Linked DNA regions of Mus musculus: regions 1 and 3 are each linked to region 2. A link is a loop called in an ENCODE intact Hi-C map of the cell type or tissue named here. Cell type or tissue: left cerebral cortex. All regions are shown on one strand. Links, peaks and the distances in the headings refer to the core of each region. The heading gives the core; the rest is flanking DNA.

What was found. Peaks named below come from ENCODE experiments on the same cell type or tissue, not always from the same donor. Only the 100,000 strongest peaks of a DNase experiment are listed, where the experiment ranks them.
Region 1: a loop joins it to region 2, with 8 times the contacts of the local background. A loop is called at or near these places in 30 of 42 quality-filtered maps.
Region 3: a loop joins it to region 2, with 2.3 times the contacts of the local background. A loop is called at or near these places in 2 of 42 quality-filtered maps.

Annotation. Positions count from the first base shown.
Region 1 is chr7:101,307,939-101,313,002 of GRCm38, reverse strand. No RefSeq gene overlaps it. Among named protein-coding and RNA genes, the nearest start is that of Atg16l2, 8.4 kb to the right of the region's middle. In left cerebral cortex, for the core only: a CTCF peak has its summit at 2,194 (motif pointing left); DNase peaks (open chromatin) are centred at 1,688, 2,145 and 2,420; H3K4me3 peaks cover 1,106 bases; H3K27ac peaks cover 1,380 bases.
Region 2 is chr7:101,371,249-101,376,119 of GRCm38, reverse strand. It overlaps Arap1 (ArfGAP with RhoGAP domain, ankyrin repeat and PH domain 1), which reads right to left. Exons shown (of 34, transcript NM_001040111.1): 3 at 2,619-3,164. The coding sequence starts at 3,127. Among named protein-coding and RNA genes, the nearest start is that of Gm35219, 19 kb to the right of the region's middle. In left cerebral cortex, for the core only: a CTCF peak has its summit at 1,772 (motif pointing right); a DNase peak (open chromatin) is centred at 1,782.
Region 3 is chr7:100,920,534-100,925,597 of GRCm38, reverse strand. The region is part of intron 1 of Arhgef17 (Rho guanine nucleotide exchange factor (GEF) 17); the gene reads left to right. Among named protein-coding and RNA genes, the nearest start is that of Arhgef17, 9.1 kb to the left of the region's middle. In left cerebral cortex, for the core only: no CTCF peak of the experiment used is centred there; DNase peaks (open chromatin) are centred at 1,229 and 2,553; H3K27ac peaks cover 2,568 bases.

The sequences.
Region 1 (5,064 bases), core at 537-4,536, 64 kb after region 2:
CCAGTGTGGGCTACATAATACACCATCTCAAAAAGGGAATCCTGGGGTGGTGGTGGCACACGCCTTTGATCCCAGCACTTGGGAGGTAGAGACAGTTGGATCTGAGTTCAAGGTCAGCCTGGTCTACAGAGTGAATTCCAGGACAACCAGGGAAACCCACAGTACACAGAGAAACCCTGTCACGGAAAAAAAAATGATATCAAAAAAAAAAAAAGAAAGAAAGAAAGAAGGAAAAGAAAGAAAGAAATGGGGGGCAGGGAGAAAGAGAGAGGGAGGGAGAGACAGCGAGACAGAGAGACACAATCTCCACCCACTCATGCTTTTTGTGAGGGGGTCTTATGTGTCACATGCCAGGTAGTCCTCAAACTTGCTGTGTAGCTGAGGCTGACCTTGGGTTTCTAATCTTCCTCTCTCTAGCTCCTAAGTACTGGGATTATGAAAATATGCCACCATATTCAGTTTATGCAGTGCTGGGGACTGAATCCAGGGCTCCGTACACATTAGGAACGGATTCTACCAATTGAGCTGCATCCCCAGCCTTCCTTTGCCTTTAGCTTTGGTTTCCTGGCTGAAAAATCAATCAGTGGGGGCCACAGGACTAGACATTTGGAGGTGGGTGGGACAGAGCTTGGATTTTTGTTTTTATACGTACCCACTTTTCCTGAGTTACCCAAGGTAACTCAGATGTTGGATTTCTGTTTCTACATGTACCTACCTTTCCTGAGTTACCCAAGGTGGCCCCGTATGCATCCAGACCTCAGTGACTCCCAGATTTTCCCTCATCTGTTTACCCTCAGAGCCTCTTAGAATGCTCCAAAAACAGATGCAGAAAGCTTCCTGCTGCAAGGCAGAGAGACATAGAAAAGTGTACTTCCCTAGCGGACAGCTGCTTGATCATGTGTGTGCCCTGTGTGTCCATGGTGCCACCTTATTCCTCTACATGTCCCAGAGGTTCTTAAAGCCTCATTTCAGTGTGAAATATTTCCTGTCATCAACCAGGCCAGCTCCACTACCATTGCTAGTTGCTGCTGGCCCCAACCAACGTGATCACAGCTTACACACCAGTACACCCCAGTCAGGGGCCCTCCCCATTCCTGTCCATTTCGAGTCCATTTCCCTTGGTGATGCACCTTATCTGCCGTACTTGGGATACTACTTTGAGAAGCAGGGTTTACACAGCTCCAGCTACACCAGTGGGTCTCAACCATCCTAATGCTGCAACCCTTTAATACAGTTCCTCATATTGTGGTGAACCCCAACCATAACAAGTATTCCATTGCTACTTCAGAGCTATAATTTTGTTACTGTTATGAATCATAATATAAATATCTGATATGCAGGATATCTGACATGCAACCTCAATGGGGTTGCACCCCACGTGTTGAGAACCGTCGGTCTACACTGTTCTTTTTTTCTTTTTTCTTTCCTGGATGTTCAGATCCTCCTTTGCTTCCTGAGACTGTTGGTCAACTCTGAGTAGCCAGGCCTCCCTCATGCCTAGTTGGGTCAGAAGTGGAATAGTGACTCACCTTTTCAAGCGGGCTTACTAAATGTACACCCAATAAAAGCTAGTCTTTTCGGTGTGAAGAAGAGCTCCAGGCTCAAAGGCAAAAAAAGCTGGGTTCTAGCCCCAGTTCACATAGTGACTTGGGCTAGCCCTGGACCTATTTGGTGCCTTCAGGCTTGCAATTTGCAAAAAAGAGGAAATGGGTCTCTCAGCCTGCAATCAACTAACTGTAATAATCGTCTGCCTTTACAGACTGCTTGGGGGTTTCATTTTCATCCTTGGGTCTCATTTGATCTTTCCAACAAGCTCATTCCATCTATAAATGAGAAAGCTTAGGTTCCCAAGGAAGCAATTTACACAAGTCACACAGCAAGTCAAAAGTGGAGGCTGGGCTATAGCTCTGAAATCCTACTCTGGTCCTTAATTCTCTTTGTAAATCCGGTGTGAGGGTCAAGGCAACGGGGGGGGGGGGGACTGTGATTTGCAAACAATAAAAGGTTCGTGGAAAGATGAGTGGACAGATCCGTTACTACACGTTACTGTTATCTTTGCTCCGGCGCCCCCGCGCGTCCAACTCGAGGACCTCATCGCGCAGGCGCCTTTTTGCTGTTTACCGAGGCAGCGAGGCTCGTATTTGCGCGTGCGCTTTCCAGCGAGCACGCCCCGAGCTCCTGATAGACTTAGCTGCCTTGTAGCCCCCTAGTGGTTGTGGCCACTCTGCCACTGCGGCCCCCTAGGGCTTTCCCTCGGATGTAGGCGTCTCCACAGCCTCAGAGCAGCGAAGGGCAGAGAGGCTGCCGCATTCGACCACTTACAGTGGCCGCACTAAGCGCCAGAGGGGCGGAAGGCAGAGGCTTGGGCGCTGTGCTTTGCCCTAGTAAAAACTACATTTCCGGAAAGTCGGAGAGTGAGGTCGCAGAAGGGCATATTGGGAGTTGGAGTTTGGAGACAGAGGAGGTCTTCCGCAGCGGGTCCGGGCGGTGAGGAGGTGGAGCCTGGGCTCTAAACTAGGGCTGGTTGGTTCTAAGGACGCATAAATGACACAGTAGCTAGCTTGTATTTTAGAAAGAACACTAAGTTGTCTGCAATTGCTCCTCCGCTAGTCAACACTCAGATCGCCTTATGTCCTGCTGTCAAATCCAAGCTGCGTGTGCGTGTGTGTGTGTGTGTGTGTGTGTGTGTCCCAAGTGCTGCGATTACAGGTCTGCGCCAGTATGTCCAACTTAATTAAGCAATAATAAAAATGTTCACTACCTTCATAGTCCAATACCGTTGTAACTGTGTGACGACTTGACACATGGCTAAATGCCATGTAAGAAGTAAAAATTGTAGGCGGCCTTGGTGTTCCAGGAGTTGGAGATGGGAGGGACATGAGTCTGAGGTCAGACTGGACTTCATAGTAGAACCTCAGTGGTAAAGTGTTTGCCTAGATTTGATACAAATGACAAAGGCCCTGAATTTGATACAAATGACACATAACACCCTAAATGAATGCCATTTTAAATGAAACTAGTTTTAACTCATGCAAATGGCTACTTTGTGTCTAGGGCTACTTTGTGTCTTAGGGCTACTTTGTGTCTAGGGCTACTTTGTGTCTAGGGCTACTTTGTGTCTAGGGCTACATTGTGTCTAGGGCTACTTTGTGTCTAGGGCTACTTTGTTGGACAGTTTCATAATTTAAATCTGTTGTCTTCAACATAATGGTCTCGCCTTGCTTTGTGAGGCTCACGGTTCAGTTTCTTCCTGCCTACTCACTTCCTCCATTGTTTGTCCCTTGCAACCTAAAAATTAGGTTGGATTGTAAAAATCTTCCCTACTGTTTATTAGGCTGGAATAACAGGCACAGAAAAAGCCAGCTGTAAAATTAACAGGAAATAATATTTTCCCAAGGATATACTGCAGCTATTAAAATGTTATAATGACCTCCTGCTTTGAGTAACAATTTATTTCTTACCAACCCAGCAGGCTTGTTTTCTGGAATCGTAGGCTATCTGTAACTTTGCTATTGGAAATGATATGAACAAAGTGGAGAGTTTTGTCTGTGGGATCTGAGCCACTGAGTGAACTTGGGTACAGAGATCCACTTGAAGGGCTTCTAAAGGTGGTCCATCAGTAGTCCTCAACCTTCCTAATGCTGCAACCCTTTAATACACTTCCTTATGTTGTGGTGACCCTCAACCAAAAGTTATTTTCATTACTGTCTTAAGACATACCAAAAGAGGGCATCAGATCCCATTACAGATGGTTGTGAGCCACCATGTGGTTGCTGGGAATTGAACTCAGGACCTCTGGAAGAGCAGTCAGTTCTCTTAACTGCAGAGCAATCTCTCCAGCCCTCATTGCTACTTTGTAACTGTAGTTTTGCTACTGTTATGAATTGTAATGTACATATCTATGTTTTCTGAAGGTCTTGGGTGATCCCTGTGAAATAGTTGTGTGACCCCTAAGGGGGTTGCAGCCCACAGGCTAAAAACCACTATGTTATGTCTATCTTAATTTTATTGTTTTCAAGGAAGCAAGACTCTGGGTCCACTTGGCAGTGCAGACTTATGAGCCTTTCAAACTGTCTTGCTTAAATCTCACAGGACCACCAGACTCAGTTGGCTTAGGCTGGGATAGGTGACCGGGGTTACTGGAATATGCAGCCAAAAACATGGGGTATGCTGTCCTTTGTGCCAGGGCTGCCTGATGCTTTGAATCAAAATTCCAGAAATTAAAATAAAAAAGCCGAAACTATGTTAAACATTCTAACAAGCTGACTAACTGATAAAAACTTAAATGATCATGGGTAAGTGGAATGTTGCAGGCCTAGAGTTAAATTATCTTGAACTGCCTTTAACCCTCTAAATAGCCATTTATTGCCCACATTTGCATTTGACCTGACACCCTTGTGGCTATCAGGCACAGTCCTCTTTGGAATGTATAAACATATGCATAGCTTTCACCTTCAGCCAAGAACTGCCATCAGATAGCCTGAGGCCTATAGCAGGTATTGCTCTCCTTTGCTGTAACCTGCCTACCCGAAGTTTCTACTAACACATCAGAACAGTGCCTTGGCTGGTCATTTTGTTCCGCTACTGTAAAAATTCCGTACTGTTACTCCTTTGGAGCATGGAATTTGGGGTAACCTTCTCTGTGTTCTCTGGTCCATTACACTGGTATTTGGCTCCAGAATAAACTCTCATTTAGTTGCTGTGAGGCAAGATCTGTGTTTTTGTGTTGCCATTGTGTTGATGGTGGGCAGCATGCCATGTACACTGAAGCAGGCACGTGCAGTGTGCTGCAGACACCTGCCAACCACTTTCTGGGGTCTCTGGCAGAGCCACTGTAGCAGCCCACCCCGTTAGGTAACTGGTCCCTGGATCCTGAGCTCTTCCAAGGGCTCATTGCTGTCCTGTGGGTCTGTGCATTTCTTTGGCTTTAAATGGATTTTATCCCTGGGGTAGAAAGTGAAAAGAGTATGACTAAGGCCTGTGGTGAAAACTCCATTTCATGATGTGTCTCTTCCCAAATGTGGTCCTCGTGAGTGAGTATGTCCTACATACAGTGCGGTTGGT
Region 2 (4,871 bases), core at 1-4,000:
AAGAGATGGGGCTGGAAACACAGAGCAGTGGTGGAGAACTTGCCTAGCATAGGCATAGCCCTGAGCTTGATCCTAAAGCACAGAAAAACAAACAAACAAACAAACAAACACCAAAGCAAAAAAAAAAAAAAAAACCATGAAGAATGCACAGAGATTTCTTGCAAGTATTACACCATTTTATAATCCCCCCAGCCCCATGACTACTGAAGAACCCGATGTCTTAGAGGCCTTGACTCCCCATATCCTGGCCAAGTACCTGCATTCAGACTGTGAGAGTGGAACCTTGTATCCTGGGACTCAGGGCTTCGGATAAGATTTTTATTTACCCTAAGAGTTTCCTGAATAAGTACAAGTGTCAGGAGACCCACAGAGGGCCCAGATAAGTTAGAGAGGGCATCAGGTCCTGAGGGCAGAGGGCAGAGGCCAGAGGACATCAGGTCCTGGGGGGCAGAGGGCAGAAGACAGAGGGTGGAAACCCCATTCTTGTTTTCTTTTCCTGATTTGCTTATAGACCTTGGTCTATAGTCTAAAATTTTATCTCAGCTGAATTCTTCCCATTGTCTTCTTCTAAAGGCCTCTCCCTTCCTAAAACATCGCTGGAGGGTTACCCTGGTGAAGTGGAAACTTAATGGTTTCTTTGGAAAGTCAGTTGTGTCAGATGGTGTTTTGCTGGGGCAAACATGTGAAAGAGTGTTTTCCTGAGGCAGACACAGGTAAAAAGACGTTCTGCTAAAGCAAGGACGTGAAACGGTGCACGATGAAGGATTCTTCAATAACCACACGCGTGTATTCATCCACCTTACATCGCATTGTTGGACTTTGTTTGTCATGATTCCATAGAGAGAAACACACCAAAAAAACTTCTCGAGAGGTTCCCACGGCTTCTTGCCACTTCCACAGACGCAGGACAATTGACAGAGTGACGTCAGCAGATACAGACTCACGTGAAGTTTTGCTAAGACAGACTCACACGCTGAGACAAGACCCGTGGAAGACGCATGACTTTTGGGGGGAGTATAAAAAGGACCCAACGGACAGAGACAGGGGCTTCTTGATCTCTGCTTCACTGAGAAAGGCACAGCCAAGAATTTCTCCTGGCGGAGCAGTGGTGGCGCATGCCTTTAATCCCAGCACTTGGGAGGCAGAGGTAGTCAGATTTCTGAGTTCAAGGTCAGCCTGGTCTACAAAGTGAGTTCCAGGACAGCCAGGGCTATACAGAGAAACCCTGTCTTGAAAAAAAAAATGCCCCTGCCTTCTCTGATGGTCCTGGTCCCTCCTGCTGACTCATGCCAATTCAGCTGAGACCCGGCTGTCACTGCTAGGTCCTGCCACCGCTACTGATTCCTGTTTGCTAACCTGACACTACCAACTAGACTGCTAGTAAACTTGTAAAATGCTCAGGAGTCGATCGAGCTGCCACTGATGATCTCTGTGACCTGAACTACTGGTATCCTAACAATTCAAATGAGATTTGCTCCAAAAAAGAATTTCTAAACAGGTCCACTGCTCCCATATACTAATAACCTTTCTTTTCTATTACCTCTGGTGGATGGTGGACTTGAAAGGAGGTTAAAACATTTAAAATTAAGGTTAAAAAAAAATCAAAATCTACACCCTGGGTTAGGAGAAGGCAGGAGAAAAGGGATGTGGCATGGTAAATCCAGGGTATCTTGAATTCCAGCAACTCTGAGTCTTCTCTCTCTCTCTCTCTCTCTCTCTCTCTCTCTCTCTCTCTCTCTCTTCTGCACTCAGGAGAATGGCCACTAGAGGGTACAATAGCACTAAGAACCATGAATCTATACTGTGGAAACAGGGTCCCAAGGATCCAGGAAACAAAAAACATCTTGTGATTTCTTCCATCAATTACATCTCATAATTTCAGACCTGGCTTGGGCTAGAAGATCCTCTGACTCAATGCTACTCTCTAGATGGACAAAACCTCACAGGTTTTCTCCACAAAAGTGCACCCTGCCCCCACCTCCCATCACTCCCACACGCCTGCATGGATCCAGCTAGTCCTTCCCAAGCCTCAGGTTCCCAGCTAGAAATCAGAACACAATTCCCACCTTCCACAGAAGGCTTGCTGCAGACATCAATGAAATTCACCAACACCGTCCAGCAGTGACAAGGACAAGAGACCTCTGACAGCACATCCCTTCAAAACTCCAAAGGAGCCTGACTTTAGACGCTTCTCTGGCTGGCACCAGAGCAAACAGCCGAGAGCTGGGAGGAATGAGTAGTGGAGTGTCCATAGAAAGTGGGAAAAGTTCGGGGAAGCAAGGAGGAGACTAGCTGGAGAGAGGAGAAGGAATTCTGAAGAGGACCGACAGTAAGCAGGTTAAGCAGGCTGCCGCTCAGACAGGTCCTGGGATTTGGGTCCCCCCTATTGCTGGGATAGACACTCGCGACCCTGGTGGCTCCCCTGCTCTTTCTACACATATCTAGGTATCCTTAAGTCCTGGCTATCCTCCCGTCTGCCCCTTACCCAACTCTGCCCTGGCCTGGCCCTGCTCTCTTCTCTCTAAACCTGTGTCCCCACCAGCAGTCAGGGTCATTCCTCCAACCCTGGTTCCTCTGCATTCTAGGTCTTTCCACCCACCAGCCGTGATGTCACTCACCTGGCCTGTGGGTAGGGGGGTCCGGTTCGAGGAGGGACAGGAGGAACGCTGGGTTCTACCAAGTGTCTCTTGGCAGGCAGTGGGGGCAGCACAGGATCTGGGGCGGCTGTGGATGTCGGAGTGAAGCAGGCAGGTGGGAGGCAGCTCCTGCGGGGTGGGATAGGTGGAGCGGCAGGCAGACCCTCATCCTCTCCAGCTGTGGGCGGCGGCTCTGGTGGAGTGACGGGCACAGGTGGTGAACGGAAGATGTGTCGCTTCATCGGCACGGGCCGTGGGGCGGGGCGAGGCAGAGGGACTGGGGGTGCATGGGCGCGGTGAAGACCAGCCAGGATGCGGCGGCGGTGGCCGGGGAGGTGCATGCCCATGTCTAGCAGGCCAGCATCGCTGAGGCCTTGGCACTCGGTGGCCCACACCAGTCCGTGCTGCTCAAAGAGTGCCGTGTACTGCTCCAGGTGAAGTGCCCGCAGCCACTCAGCTACAGACAGTGCGGCATCGTAACCCTCTGCCATGGCTTCTGTCAGCAGAGGCCCAGGGCTAGGCTCAGACCTGGAACAGAAGGTCACAGGTGAGAGGCGCAGCAACCCGGGGAACATGGCCAACAGTGTCGCTCTGTGAGCTTCCACACTATGCTGGTTCGAATCCTGAATGTTATAATTTCAAAGGCAGAATTCCAACAGAACAAAATCTAAAGCCTAAATCCCAGAGACTACAATCCTGAAAGACAAAAGCCTTGAAAGCTGAAAACTGAAATACCCAGACCTGCTTATGCCATGAACTCAAAGTCTATTCTCTCGCTGTTAGTGGCTTTCATGTTTTGACCCTGGATTTTGCTATGTGCCTCTTTGGCTCTGGCCTTGAACTAGCCCTAAACTTACTACGTAGCCCAGGCTAGCCTGAACTTACATCAGTCCTCCTCCCTCAGGTTCCTGAGCACTGAGACGATAGGTGTGTGCCACAATGCCCAACCCCAGTTCTATTCTTGTAGATCTACACTGTGACTACATACCAGGCAAAGCTGAGCTGCCAGGCCTGACAGAATAACCCTCGTCTCCCTACTCTGTGAGTCCCTGTGTTTGTAGCATCTACTCAAGGTTTCTTCACATATCATCTCCTCTACAGCCATCACACCCCCTACCTACAGGCTCAGCTACTGCCATGAGAAATGGCATGGTCGGTACTAGGCAAGACACCCGTACTCACTCTTCTCTGCAAGACACAGGCCAGGGCCCAATCCCTGTGAGGCACCTATCCCCAGGTGAGGGCCAGGTTTGGAGGCTCAGTGAGCACATGTGGGATGGAAGGCCACACTGCTGGCCTCCATGTCCCTTAAGTGGAGTGCCTGGGGGGAGGGGGGAAGACCCCTCGGAAAGGAGCCCCTGAAGGTTCCAGGCCACACAGCCTCTGGATCCTGGCCTTCTGTGCAATCCCCTCCCCTACCACCAAGACAGAGTTAAAAAACAAGCAAACAAACAAACAAACACATTAATTTGTTCATCCATTCGTTCATTGACTCAGTCATCAAAGCAGCCTGGCACTGGACAATGAGAACTCTCCCTCACACCAGGCACTGGACAGTGGGAACTCTCCCTCACACCAGGCACTGAGCAGTGGGAACTCACCCTCACACCAGGCACTGAGCAGTGGGAACTCTCCCTCACACCAGGCACTGGACAGTGGGAACTCACCCTCACACCAGGCACTGGACAGTGGGAACTCTCCCTCACACCAGGCACTGGACAGTGGGAACACTTCCTCACACCAGGCACTGGACAGTGGGAACTCACCCTCACACCAGGCACTGGACAGTGGGAACTCTCCCTCACACCAGGCACTGAGCAGTGGGAACTCACCCTCACACCAGGCACTGAGCAGTGGGAACTCTCCCTCACACCAGGCACTGAACAGTGGGAACTCACCCTCACACCAGGCACTGAGCAGTGGGAACTCTCACCCTCACACCAGGCACTGGACAGTGGGAACTCACCCGCACACCAGGCACTGGACAGTGGGAACTCTCCCTCACACCAGGCACTGAGCAGTGGGAACTCTCCCTCACACCAGGCACTGAGCAGTGGGAACTCACCCTCACACCAGGCACTGGACAGTGGGAACTCACCCTCACACCAGGCACTGAGCAGTGGGAACTCACCCTCACACCAGGCACTGAGCAGTGGGAACTCTCACCCTCACACCAGGCACTGGACAGTGGGAACTCTCCCTCACACCAGGCACTGAGCAGTGGGAACTCTCCCT
Region 3 (5,064 bases), core at 537-4,536, 450 kb after region 2:
CTGAATCCTAGCTTATCAGTGTCTTAAAGAGACTGGATCAAGGGGTTGTTCCCAGTTTCCAAGTGAGACTGGCCTGCCATCTGAGAAGGGGCATAAGTCAGGAACAGTTGGGGCATCACTTACACGTTGTATTGTAGCAGCTTGAATGTGTTCGTGGTGATATTTAATTCACCAGGGCCTGGTGTGAGGTAGGAAGAATTCTGAGACCCAAAAAGGGAGAATGCTGAGCCCAAGGTCACACCACAAGGCCAGGCAGAGCTGGACCCAAGCCCTAGAACCTCTGGCCTTGTTCCTCTCCCACTCAACAGCAGCCCTGGCACCCACCTCAGCCTGCCCAGATGCCCCTGCGTTCTGCGGGGCTGGGCGGCAGCCCTTCCCACCACTTTTGTCTGGCTGGCTCCCCCTTGGCGGGGACTTGTGGAGACAAGTTTTCCTCCTGCCCCTCCTTGGCTCTTTACTGTGATTCCTCCCCACCCCCCATGGAAACTGCTTCCGTGGGGAGGGGATGAGGTGATAAGGACTTTTGGAATTCTGAGTAGTACCAAATATCTATAATTAAAGTCTTGTCACCCAGCAGGAGGGTGGGATGGGGGAGGACAGGCAAAAGGGTTGTCCTTTTCAGGGTTTATTCCCTGCCCCCCTTCTTTCCTAGGACCCTGTGGTATTGGAGGAGAAAGGTTGCTCTCCAGGAATGAGAGCCCACCCAGCGGGGAAGAGGTGGGGGAGGGACCAGAGTTGAGTGTGACATTTTCCAGCCCGACATTTCTGGAAACAGCTGGATCTGAGACGCTGCAGCTAATCCTGTCCCCAGCCCCCTCTGCCAGTGTTAGGGACTTGTCCCCCCTGCTTTCCTTCCTCCCCGGCTGATTGCTACTGCAGTGGGATGGAGCCATCCCCAGGCAGCCTGGGAACAGAGGTGCTCTCGGCTGAGAATCTAGAAGAAGTTTAGGATGGCTGTCTGCTGGCTGGTAGAGGAAGCTGGTGAAGTGAAGAAGCAGTTTGCATGCAGGCCTTGGATCCTGGGAGAAGGACAGGTTCTAGAAGGAGGGCATGGCATGAGCAAGAGGCCAGGAGGAGGCTTTTCCGGACAAGTTGTTGCAATAGAAGTTTGGATTTAGCATCTATGCACTATATATAATATCCCAAGCACCCGGTCGCTGAGTCAGGCACCATTCTAGTGTAGAAAAAGCAACAGTTCCCAAAACAGAGGCCTGCTTTTATGGCCCTTCCAGATTGGTAAGGACACATATCTCCAAAGGAGGACACTGTCAGAGAACAGAAGGTTCGGGGGAGAAAAATAAAACAGGGTAAACAAGTTGAAGATAACAGACTGGGGTACTATTTTAGATCATGGGGTCTAGAGAGGCCTGTGAGCGGAGGTGGTAACATCTGAAGTCCAAAAGAAATGGGGGAGGAAGTCAGGTAGCTTTCTTGGGGTCCAGGGTTGGCAGGGAAGCAGACTGTGGAAAGAAAGGAACACAGCAAAGGTCCCGAGGAATGGACGCTGGGTAGTGAGGATAGATCTTGTAAGCCATTGGGAAGACTTGGCGTCTATCTGAAGTGAGAACTAGCTAGTCAGCGTCAGAGGGCTCGGAGTAAGATAATGACCCAAGATGCTGTGTGGAGCTAGATAGCAGGGTCAAGCATGGAAGCCCTGAAACCAGTCAGAAGGCCACAGAAGTAAGCAATGATGCCAGCCCGGGGCTAGGCAGAGATGTGGAGGGGGTGTTTCAACTGAAGCCCAGGAGTCTAGACATCTAGTACGTAAGAGAACAAGGCGCTACTGTCTGCTCGATGTAGTAGTGGTGGCACATGCCTTTTATCCCAGCACTCAGAAGGCAGGGGCTTCTGAGTTTGCGAGTAGCCTGGTCTGCATAGCAAGTTCCAGGCTAGACAGGGCTGTGTAATAAGACACTGTTTCAAAGAGGAAAAAAATAGTAGAGAGCCCTACAGCTTCTGGAGGGCCATCTGGGTGTTCAGAAGGCTGGCATGTCATGAACTGGGGCTCAGAGCTCAGCATCCTGGCACTACCCTTCCGCCTTTGTCCATCCCTGGGAGGCTCCAGAGTAGAAGCTACTCCAGCAGCTTGTGAGGTATGAGAGGAACCACTGAGGAGGGCAAGATGACAAACTGCTGCCCTACAGGGACTTAACTCAGAGGCTAAGAGGGCACCTCGGGCCCCAGTGACTCGGGTGGTAGCACCATGTACGGCAGGCAGGTGTGTGACATGCACTGCAGCCACTGTGACCCCTCCCCAGCACCAACTTGTGTCTCTGGAACGGGGAGCTTTTGCCAACCACTACAGCCCTGGCCCTCCCATCTAATCCCAAGCTGGGTGAAGAAGCAGGCTCAAAGCCAGAAGAGTTTTGCCCAGGGCTCCATGGCTCACAAGTAATGTGGCCCTAGGTGTCCTGCCTCCAGGTCATACATTGGCCTCAGAATTCCCAGTGAGTCAAGTTGGCAGAGATGGTGGTGGCAGTCCGGGGGAAGGGGGAGCCTGTGTTTCCCAGAAAGACTTGTAACCCTGGCACACTCATTGGGAAATGTGCCCAGGAAGCCTGGCGCCTTGCTGGCAGGCCCTGAAATGGGGGCCCCGGGTCCTCTGGAAAGCACAAGCTAGTCAGAGAGGATGCCTTCCCCCACAGGACCTGATACCCCACCACTTCTCAGGCCTCGGAGGCCTCCTAGGAGTGGACAAAGGCTGAAAGACAGTGCCAGGCTGCTGGACTCTGAGCCCCAGTTCGTGACATGCAGGCTGTTTAAACTCCCAGATGGCTCTCCAGGAGCTGTAGGGTTCGCTGGGGTGATCTGTAGTGTAGGGCCTCACTGGGTTATCTGGCAGACTGCGGGGAGGTCTGCCCAAGGAGTTAGGAGACCAGGGATGCAGCCGCCTCTCACCATGTCCTTCCTATGGGCCTTACCCTTGGAGTCCCATACCCTTGGAGCCACGAGTGCCTTCGTGACCTTGAGCCCCACGATTAAGCTTTCCAGGGATGCTGGGGCTGCCGCAGCTGTGATGGGCAAGAACATCTCCTGAAGACCAGGAAGTGCTGTCAGGCTGGGCCACACACTGCTGAGGCCTCTGCTCCACTCTCTAGCTGCTTCCCCTTGTGGGACAGGCCATGGTGCTCTCTGAGGCCTGTATCCCAAATAGTGAGGCTTCTGTGCACAGGACATTAGGACTTCCAGCTCAGGGTGGGAAACACAGACTTCTTGTTATGTATTTTAAGTGTTTATGTGTATGAGTGTTTTGCCTCCATGTATGTAAGTATATGCACCGTGTGCATGCCTGATGCCCAAAGAAGGCAGAAGAAGGTGTTAGATGCCCTGGAACTGAAGTTGTGAATGGTTGTGAGTCATCATGTGGGTACTGGGAACTGAATCCAGGTCTTCCGCAAGAGCAACGAGTGTGCATAACCATTGACCTGTCTCTCCAGCCCAGATCAGCAGACTTTTAAAACCATCCCTGGGCATGGAGAGGCTGAGGTGGCTGCAGAGGGACTTGAGGTGGGACAGACAAACGGAGGCTGCTAGGCATGGTGTGTTGCTGCAGTAACAGATTATCACAGGTCAGTGGCTTCAAACAGCATTTCATAGTTCCTGAGGTTGGAAGCCTGATATGGGATTCATGGAGCTGAAATGTAGGTGCTAGAAGGGCTGTTTCCTTCTTGGGTTTAGAGGAAAATAAGTTCCCTTGCCTTTGCTAGTCATGGGTGGGTGCCAGTGCTCCTCGGTGTGGCCTCTAACTCAGTCTCAGAGCTGGCAACATAGCATCGCCACCACTCCCTCACCCAGACCTTCCACCTGGGTGACTCAGGACCCTTAGTGGCACTTGCAGAGTCCCTCCTGCCTTGTAAGACATCATATTCACCAAGGTCCCCTATAGGAGCTGGTCCTGGGGATGTCTCAGGCCCGCTGCATTTAATTCAACCTTCATTTCTTTCCGTGTTTCTTTGTCTTCTCCTGTGAAGCAGTCAACAGTGAACCCTTGATGGCCAGTGGGGACACACAGGGAAGGTTTGCATCCAGGAGCTTTTGGCAAGGATCTCAGTGTCTGAGGCGCATGGGGCCCAGAGGAAGGCTGAGCCCAGACCTGGAAGGGCAGGGACAAATATGTCATTGAGTCCTTTGGGAATAGGCTTGGCCTCTAGAGGCGGCTTGCCTGAGGTTTGTTGACTAGACATCGAAGTGAAGCATCTCCCAAGAAGGGAAGTTTGCTGAAGAGCTCAGAGCTGGGGAAAGTGGGAGCCTTGGGAGAAGCCATGATTGGGCCAGACTGTCTTCACCAAGGGCAGAGCTGGGAGCTGGGGGACAGATGAGAAAGTGGGAACTACGTGCTAGAGATCTGTTTCATCCTGAAGTTAGTATGTGGTTGGAATTAAAACAAGCACTTAGAAATTGCCGCAGCGTACCGGATGGGGCAAGGTCCACCCCAATGTCATATTGCTGCCTAATAATGCTCAAGAAATGTTAGTTCTGCCAAGCTCGCAAGCTAGCTCGGCAGGTAAAGGTGCGAGCCACTAAGCCCAACAAGCTGTGCTTGGTCTCTAGAACTCACGGTGTGGGAGAGAACCAACTTCTACAAGCTATCCTCTGACCTATATAGGCGCTATGTGACATGCATGGACACACGTACACAAATACATACATGTAATTTTTTGGGGGGGGGGTTGGTTTTTTGAGACAGGGTTTCTCTGTGTAGCCCTGGCTGTCCTGGAACTCACTCTGTAGACCAGGCTGGCCTCGAACTCAGAAATCCTCCTGCCTCTGCCTCCCAAGTGCTTGGGATTAAAGGCGTGCACCACCATGCCCGGCTTAATAATTTTTTTAAAAAGCAATCTTAATGTCTCCCTTTGGGTGTAAGATACTAGGATATGAGTCTGAGATTCTGGGATTCAGCCATGGAGCAGAGGACAAAGCTGTAGACAGGAGACCACATGCCTCAGGAGCTTGGGCATTTGGGGTTGGTGAGGAAAGGCAGGGACCAGCCTGCAGATCTGTGGCCTCCTCTCTCTGACTCTGACTCTTCTCACCAGCCTTGCCTGAGATGGCTGAGCAAAGTTT